2 separate regions of the Mus musculus genome follow, and region 1 is linked to region 2. The links are chromatin loops, found by intact Hi-C in ENCODE. Cell type or tissue: heart. All regions are shown on one strand.

Evidence for each region. Hi-C counts contacts between places; a loop is a spot of excess contacts. Peaks named below come from ENCODE experiments on the same cell type or tissue, not always from the same donor. Only the 100,000 strongest peaks of a DNase experiment are listed, where the experiment ranks them.
Region 1: it touches region 2 in a loop (2.0-fold over the local background); 2 of 42 quality-filtered maps call a loop at or near these places.

The regions. Positions count from the first base shown.
Region 1 is chr7:127,040,817-127,044,816 of GRCm38, reverse strand. It overlaps Kif22 (kinesin family member 22), which reads left to right and starts at 2,397. Exons shown (of 14, transcript NM_145588.1): 1 at 2,397-2,473. The coding sequence starts at 2,416. In heart, no CTCF peak of the experiment used is centred here; a DNase peak (open chromatin) is centred at 2,336; H3K4me3 peaks cover 1,975 bases; H3K27ac peaks cover 2,024 bases.
Region 2 is chr7:127,193,864-127,197,863 of GRCm38, reverse strand. It overlaps Cd2bp2 (CD2 cytoplasmic tail binding protein 2), which reads left to right and starts at 1,787. Exons shown (of 7, transcript NM_027353.4): 1 at 1,787-1,935; 2 at 2,403-2,503; 3 at 2,706-2,841; 4 at 2,963-3,120; 5 at 3,223-3,661; 6 at 3,743-3,849; 7 at 3,934-4,000. The coding sequence starts at 2,426. Tbc1d10b (TBC1 domain family, member 10b) reads left to right here. Exons shown (of 9, transcript NM_144522.5): 9 at 1-405. In heart, a CTCF peak has its summit at 2,181; DNase peaks (open chromatin) are centred at 1,813 and 3,423; H3K4me3 peaks cover 2,523 bases; H3K27ac peaks cover 2,678 bases.

The DNA.
Region 1 (4,000 bases), 150 kb after region 2:
CCATCTCTCCAGCCCCAAGAAACTCTGTCTTGAAGACAAAACAACAGCAACAAAAGGCTGAGCCTGGTGGTCCATAACTATAACCCAAGCACTCGGAGGGGTGGGTCACCTCAGTTTTGATGTCGGCCTGGTCTACACAGAAAGTGCCATCCCATCCATCAACACACAAGGTGTATCTCAAACACACACACAACTACTCCTTTAGCAGTTATGGGGGTGTGCGGTACTATAATTACCCAAACTGTTCCATGTCCCATGGCTCTCGTTTCCCTCCTGTCAGTCTGTTCCCTTCTCAGCCACCCCCCTGTTTAGCCTCTGAGAACCTTCCTTCTGCTCTCCACTCCCAGGAGCCCCACATTCTTGTTCCATATGTAAATGAAGTGACACGCTTTTTGTCCTTCCTTAGCCTGGCTTTTTTCATTGAGCATAATCTCCAAGTTCATGCGCGTCGTTACAAACGGTTGGATTTAGGACTAAAGCTAGGATAGATAAACAAATTATTAGTGTCTAAATAATGGCGTTCCAGTGATGGGGAACTCTGTATATGTAAAGTAAAAAGAAGGCTGAGTGGGCCTTGGGATGCCAGCACTTGCTGTCTGGCAGCAGTCAGAGGAGAGAGGAAGCTTTAGGAAGCAATGGAAATGAGGAGTGATGCACAGAACAGGTAAGGACATTGAATGGAGCGCTTACTGCCAATGCTTAATGCTTAGCTACCAGGACATCATTAATTGAGACAGAGTGCCTGGGAATTTCAGAAAGCTGAAGCTAAGCTGTAGTTGATACAGATTGACTGGGAAATGAGAAAATATTTGGAGCGTATGTTTGAGTCTAGAATGCCAGACAAAAGGTCAGTTCTTGAGGACACCAAATCTGGGCCCCCCTCCCCATCTGATGAGTCTACACACATTTTTGTGTGCTTTGCCTTCAATAAATTTCAAGGTTAGCCTAGTCTACATAGTAAGTTCGAGGACAACCAGGGCCACTTAGAGAGACCCCCATCTCTAAATAAATAAATAACAGCAACAACAAAACATTCAGAGTGGTGCAAAGTTTTTACATATCAAACTGAAAGTTTGCTTTTAAGAATTCAGAAGTAAGACGGGCAGTGGTGGTGCACACCTTTAATCCCAGCATTTTGGAAGCAGAAGCAGGCAGATTTCTGAGTTCAAGGTCAGCCTGGTCTACAGAGTGAGTTTCAGGACAGCCAGGGCTATACAGAGGAAATCCTGTCTCGAAGAAGAAAAAGAAAGGAAAAAAAAAAAAAAAGAATTTAGAAGTAATAACCAAAATGTCAAACAGTCCAGTTTCCATTTCCATGGTAATGAAGTTAACCTTAAGTCACTAGACTGTGACCAATCAGTTCTTGATTGTGTGAAATGCCGTCTCATTCTAGACCTGTAAATTGTGCTAGTCAATATCTTTGAATTTAGCTGGGTGTAGTGACACACAACTTTGATTCCTGTCTTTAGTCCCAGCACCAGGAAGGCAAAGACAGACAGGTCTCTGTGAGTTTGAGTCCAGTTTAGTCTACACCATTCTGGGACAGCCAGGGCTACCTAAAGATAATCTGTCTCACTGTGGTCCTTCATGGTTAGATGGCAAAGTGTTGCAGCTTCCAGGGCAGAAGAGCGCAGGTCTTTGTTAGTTTAAACCCAGCCTGGTCTACATAGTGAGTTACAATGTTGCTAGTTAGAGACCCAAAGACCACCAAAGTCTGGTTTGACAATCTGTATTAAGTCGCTAGAAAATTCCTGGAAAGAAACTCCTCACAAAGCAGTCTCAACTGCATTTTACAGAAGCTTTTAAAGGTAAAGAGCACACAAAAACTACATCCTGTTTGGCAGTTGCAGGGCAAAGGAAAGCAAGCAGTTTAACAGAAGCCAAACGCATGCAATTAGCTGGGGGCATTTTGTCCCAAGATTCTAAAACAGGGCTGGGAACTTTCCCACAGTAAGAAAAAAAAAAGGGGTGGTGGTGGGGGAGTCAAGTTCAAAGAGGAACTTTTTGCCTTCTCACACCAGGACAGCCAGGGCTACAAAGAGATTCTGTCCGCTCCAAAAGGCAAAAATTGTATTCAGAGCTGGGAACTTTGAATATAGAATCAATCAAGTGCTTTCAGAAGAAAAGCTGAGAAGGAAAAGTCGGGCGAAAGTCTGCATTTAGCCAATTCCAACCTGGCAATTCAAAAGCCTGAAAGTGCAGGGACCTCAGTTACTGACCATTTAGTGACAGACTCCAGGGCCCTATCCCTGGGAATATTTTGCTTTCGAGACCGGAAGTGAGCCCGAGACGGCGGAATTACGGTAAATTAGAACCGAAACTTCCGGCGGCACGTAGCTGCGATTGGTCGAATCTGAGAGGGAGGCGGGGCCCCGGTAATTCAAAAGAGAGAAGCGGGCCGAAGAAGGGAAGGCTATGAGCTTAAGGGCTAAGACGTGTCCGCAGCGACGGGAGATGGCGTCGGCCACCTCAGGTACGCGGGCCGGGAGGAGGGAGCACCACTGCGTGAGACTTACAGAGTAGCAGTGGTCCCGGAAAATCCAGCCGGCGCGGGGCGGAAGGGCGAGGGGACGCTGGCTGGCGGGCGTGGAGGTGGGCGCCACCGCACCCTGTCCTCTATTCGCTGCCTTCGGCGGTGTAGAGGGGGTTGAGACCCTGCCGAGGCTCCAGCTCCTGTCTAGAGCCTGAGCGCTAATGTGTGCGCTTCAATTTGTGTCATCTGTAAAGCCGGGCAGCCACCCGTCTGTAAAGACTGAGCAGCGAAGAGCCTCTTTATCTGTCTGTCTGTCTGTCTGTCTGTTCAGAGATCCCACTCCGACTGAAGGCTGTGTGAGATCACACGGCAAAGGAAAATCCTTTCCCTCCAGCCTTGGAACCGGATGCTGTTTTCCTGGTGAAAAGGCTGGCTGCCAGGAGATTCCAAATCTTTCCTAAGACGATTTGCGTATGCGTGTCTTTCCTCTTTCTATAGGCCGAAATCTGGCCTGTTTGTTTGGCTTTGGGGGAGGCAGACCTTTAGGAGAACGCCTCAGCCAGGCAGTGCTGCAAGCATTTTGTGATGAACCGTTTAATGTTGTACAGAGCTCTGAGGTCATGACTGTTAATGCCCTGTCTTTAACAAAAAGCTTTAATTTTATCAATGTGTGCCACCTATGTGTGGATCTCCGCAGAAGCCAGAAGTGTTGGACCCTCTAAAGCTGGAGTTACTGGCAGCTGTGAGCCACCAGATGTGGACCCTGGGAACCAAACTCAGAACCTCTAGAAAACTAATAGGCACTCAATTTCTAAGGCTCACCAGCCCCCTGTACTTGTGTTTTGACAAGAGGAAGCAGGCATAAATGGGGTAGATAGCTTCTTCAAGATAGCACAACTAGTAAATATTGGGAATCTAAATTCACACTCAGGTAGTTACACTGTAATGCCTCTGCCCTTGACAGTTATGTCCGAATACAGACTCTGAGACCCAGGGTGCTTGGTATGTAGTAAACGTTAAAGTGCTGAAAGACTGTTAGCCCTTTCCAAGAAATTACAATCATTTTCAAATAGTCCCATAAACAAATGTAGTATGAGGAAATACATTGGTAGAAAAGCATAAACTTGTAGTGTAGAATCTGAAACAAACCTTTGGGTATTTTGAGAAATCTTTATTAAGAAATGGTAATTGGAAGCTGAGTGGTGGCGCACACCTTTAATCCCAGAACTCAAGAGGCAGAGGCAGGTGGATCTCAGTTCAAGGCCAGCCTGGTCTACAGAGTGGGTTCCAGGACAGCCAGGGCTACACAGAGAAACCCTGTCTGGAAAAACCAAAATAAGAGAAGGGAAGAGAGAGAAATGATAGTTAGGACTGAGAGAGGAGCTGGGTTTAGTGCTCTGTAATTCCAGTAACGGTCCCGTTCACCAGGCTTGGACATGGTGCACATACTTTCGTGCCGAATTTTGAATTCCATTAGTCAGATAGGATTCAGACCGAGAGACTGATTGCCTCCTGGATCTCCATGCA
Region 2 (4,000 bases):
GTCCCACCTCAGTGGCAGTTTTGTGGCGCTTTGAGGAACCGGAAAATGAACCTGCTGTTATATCTGTCTCCCGCCTTGTTATTTGAAGAGTGCTGTAGAGTAAGGGGAGTGGGGGAGGCAGGCACAAAGTCTGACTTTCCATAGGTTCAGTCTGCAGGTCTTGGCAGGAACATCTGGACCACTGGTTCTCAATCTTCCTAATGCTGTGACCCTTTAATACAGTTCTTTATATTGTGGTGACTCCAACCATAAAATTATTTTCATTATTACTTAATAACAGTATACTACTGCTATGAATCATAATGTACGTCTCTGTTTTCTGATAGTCTTAGGCAACCTCTGTGAATAGTATTCGACCCCCAAAAGGAGTCACAGTAAACGCTCACTTCATCTCTCATCAACAAACATAGTGGTCCAGCTCCTTCCTCCTCAGCTTTGCCTGGATTCTGCTGCTCCCACTCTCACTGGCCTCCTGGGATCCTCTGCACAGCTTGCAGGACTGGGATCGCCTTTCCAATGGCTTCAGCCCCCTGGAAGCTGAAGGAGGGGCCTGAGAGTGTGTGCAAAACCACCATCTTTAGATTGGGCTGGGTTCTTGGTCAGCAGCTTGGTGCAGTTCCCTGGGCGTCTAGGGTAGACTAACTGCCTGGGGTTCATCCCAGCAGGTACACACAACCAAACTGCGCAGCTCTTGTTTTCTGTGGCTAGATCTTTGCCACACACCCTCTACTCCGGGTCAGGATGATAAAGGTGTGGGCTTCTGTGGCCGTAAAGCTCCACTTGGCACTTCTCAGCAGAAAGGGGATCAGGGTGTGTGGTCTCCAGGTAGAGAAAACCCCCTCCGGATGAACCAGCAGTGCTGAGAGCTGCTTTCTTCAGGGTCCTGTCTGTAGCAAGATGCCCTCCTGGTCTAGAACTTGTGTTCTGTACCCACAGAAGTGAAGTTTCATGATTCACAATGGGAGAAAACCCTGGAGGAGAAAGGCGTGGTCCATCTGGCTGCCCTCTTCCAACTCTAGTAGGATCACCGGAGCTATTTAGCCGAGGGTGGGGACGGGGGTGGAGGCGTTGAGGTTTGAGTTGTTCCCCAGAGCTCCAGATCTAAACCTCACTATTGGGGAAGATCTCACCTGGCCCCAGCTTTGCAGGAGCTGGATCCCAGCCCTTTGGCAGTTTGCTAAGGGATGAGGTAGGCTTCGTGTAACTGATGGGCTTCTGCCTGGTTACAGGCCACGGACGGAAGCCAGTGGCACCTCCTGTGATGGTTGTCCCGCTACAGAAACTAGGAATTAAGTGGGAGAATAGACATGGTGCAAATGACTCCTGGGTTCTAAAAGGGCTTGGTTTGGAAGGTGCCCGAGCGCTTATAATCAGAAGCAGGACTCAGAGAGAAGAGCAAGACTTTCTTTAAAAATAGACGGTCTCATGTTGTATCCCAGACTGTCGTCAATCTCGCGACAATCAATCCTGTTTCAATTTCCCGAGTGTTGGGACTGCGTTAAGATCGGAAGCCCGGGTGTCTACTGAAGGCCACTAGGCGTACAGAACCCTATCCATACATGCAAACGGAAGCCCGAAGCCTCTGTTCGGCCTGTGCCTCTCCATCCAGGCCTTGGGAACCTCTTAGCACACCACGTCCTTATCCTCACTGTAGCCTCCATCGTAGAGGAATAATAAAACATTTCCCGCCATCCTCAAGTCCCGTGAGGCAAGGACGTAGTTCACGCGAGTCTTTGCAGGTCTTGCGTCACTTCCTGCCGCGAGTCGGCCTTGGCTAATGGTATGCATCCGCCCTTTTTGAATAGAAGTGAAGCCACTTCCGGGTCCTATGCCGGTCTCCACGGTTTTTTTCCGGGTGATGAAGGCGGGTGCCCCGGATGTAATACCGGCGAAAGCATCTTTCCTTTTCTTCCCCGCCTGACCCTGGGTTCCTAGGTGAGCACCGGCGGGTAAGATTGTTTGAATCCCCGCGGGTTTGCTTCGCCTTTAGTTTGTACGCCAAGGACATGGCCGAGCAGGTCGCTACGTGGTATTCGGGGATCTAGGCAGCTCCAGCTCTTGGGTCCGACCGGCCTCTGTGAGCACTCGGGTGGGAGAGGTGGTTGAGTTCGGTAGCTCCGGACTGGTAGGGGAGTGGTGACGTAGGGGAACCTGACTCCCCATCCCCGGGTGGGAATACCCGCAGGGTCCACGCGGGGGCGGAGATCCTTCCCATCGCCTCTCCTCCGGGCCTCAGAATTGCCCAACCAACCCCGGACGTCGTGCCTGCTAGTTCTCTCAGATGCTTTAGCGATCTGTCCTCGCTCACATTTACCAGGAAAAATGTTGGTGGCCCCTGCACTCCCCCGCGGTCCTCTCTCCTTACCTCACTTCCTCACTACATATCTTTTTCCGAGGTCCAGCTGGAGGAAATCCACAGCCAATCATGCCAAAGAGGAAAGTGACTTTTCAGGGTGTTGGAGATGAGGATGGTGAAGATGAAATCAGTGTGCCCAAAAAGAAGGTGAGATGGCCAGATTTCGAATTTCCGTGGAGGACTGAGAGGAAAGAAGAAGGAGAAATCTGATGGGAGGAAAGCCGGGAAGCCAAGGAAGTGTTAGTTTTCCCCGGCGCACTGGGTTTGGAAAGATTTGTGTACAGATCCTGGAGTATCTGGGGAACTACCCAGTTGGCTGCATTTCTCATTTGCTTCGGCCTCCTCACAGCTGGTGGACCCTGTGGCTGCAGCAGGTGGTCCTGGGAGCCGCTTCAAAGGCAAGCACTCTTTAGACAGTGATGAAGAGGATGATGATGAGGAAGGGTCCAGCAAATATGATATCCTGGCCTCAGAGGATGTAGAAGGTGAGCTATGTCCGAAGCGTTAACTGAGTTGGGGGGACAAGCCTTCAGGATGGAGGTGGGAGGTGTGCCTGCTTCCCTTTTGCGTGTCTAGCATGCCCCACCCCCAATGTCTTCGGTGCAGGTCAGGAAGCAGCTACTCTCCCTAGTGAGGGCGGTGTGAGGATCACACCCTTCAACCTGCAGGAAGAGATGGAGGAAGGCCACTTTGATGCTGATGGCAACTACTTCCTGAACCAGGATGCGCAGATCCGAGACAGCTGGCTGGACAACATTGACTGGGTGTGGCCCAGGGACTATTCTGGCTGAGGCCTGGGAGTGCAGGTGCAGGGCCTGGGCCCTGGTGGAAGTTTGTAAGAAATTCTAATTATCTTTTCCTTGTAGGTGAGGATCAAGGAACGGCCCCCTGATAAGCACCAGGTTTCAGACTCGGAGGAGGAAGACAGCCTGGGTCAGACTCCAATGAGCGCCCAAGCACTCCTGGAGGGACTTTTGGAGTTGTTGTTGCCAAGAGAGACAGTGGCTGGGGCCCTTAGGCGGCTGGGGGCCCGAGGAGGAGGCAAAGGGAGCAACAGCAAGGGGACTGGACGGCCCAATTCCCCCCAGCGGCTAGACCGGCTGTCTGGGTTAGCTGACCAAATGGTGGCACGAGGCAACCTTGGTGTGTACCAGGAAACAAGGGAACGGTTGGCTATGCGACTGAAGGGTTTGGGGTGTCGGGCCCAGGGATCCCATGACCCCACACCTCCACCCTCCCTGGACATGTTTGCTGAGGAAGTAGCAGAGGGTGAACTGGAAACCCCAACCCCTACCCAAAGAGAGGGTAAGTTTGGAGGGCACGGGTGGGGGGCAGTGTGGGCTGGAGACTGAGTGCTTGAGGCCCAAGTATCGTTCATTGTGTTAGAGGCAGAGTCAGCAGGAGATGGCCTGATGGATGTGATGTGGGAGTATAAATGGGAGAACACGGGGGACGCCGAGCTGTATGGACCCTTCACCAGTGCCCAGATGCAGGTGAGCTGCCCCCTGCCGCGTCTGTCCCATCTGTCCAGCCCACCTTCTGTCAGCTTGCCTGAGTTCTGTCCTCTGTTCTTACAGACGTGGGTGAGTGAAGGTTACTTCCCGGATGGTGTTTATTGTCGGAAGCTGGACCCTCCGGGCGGCC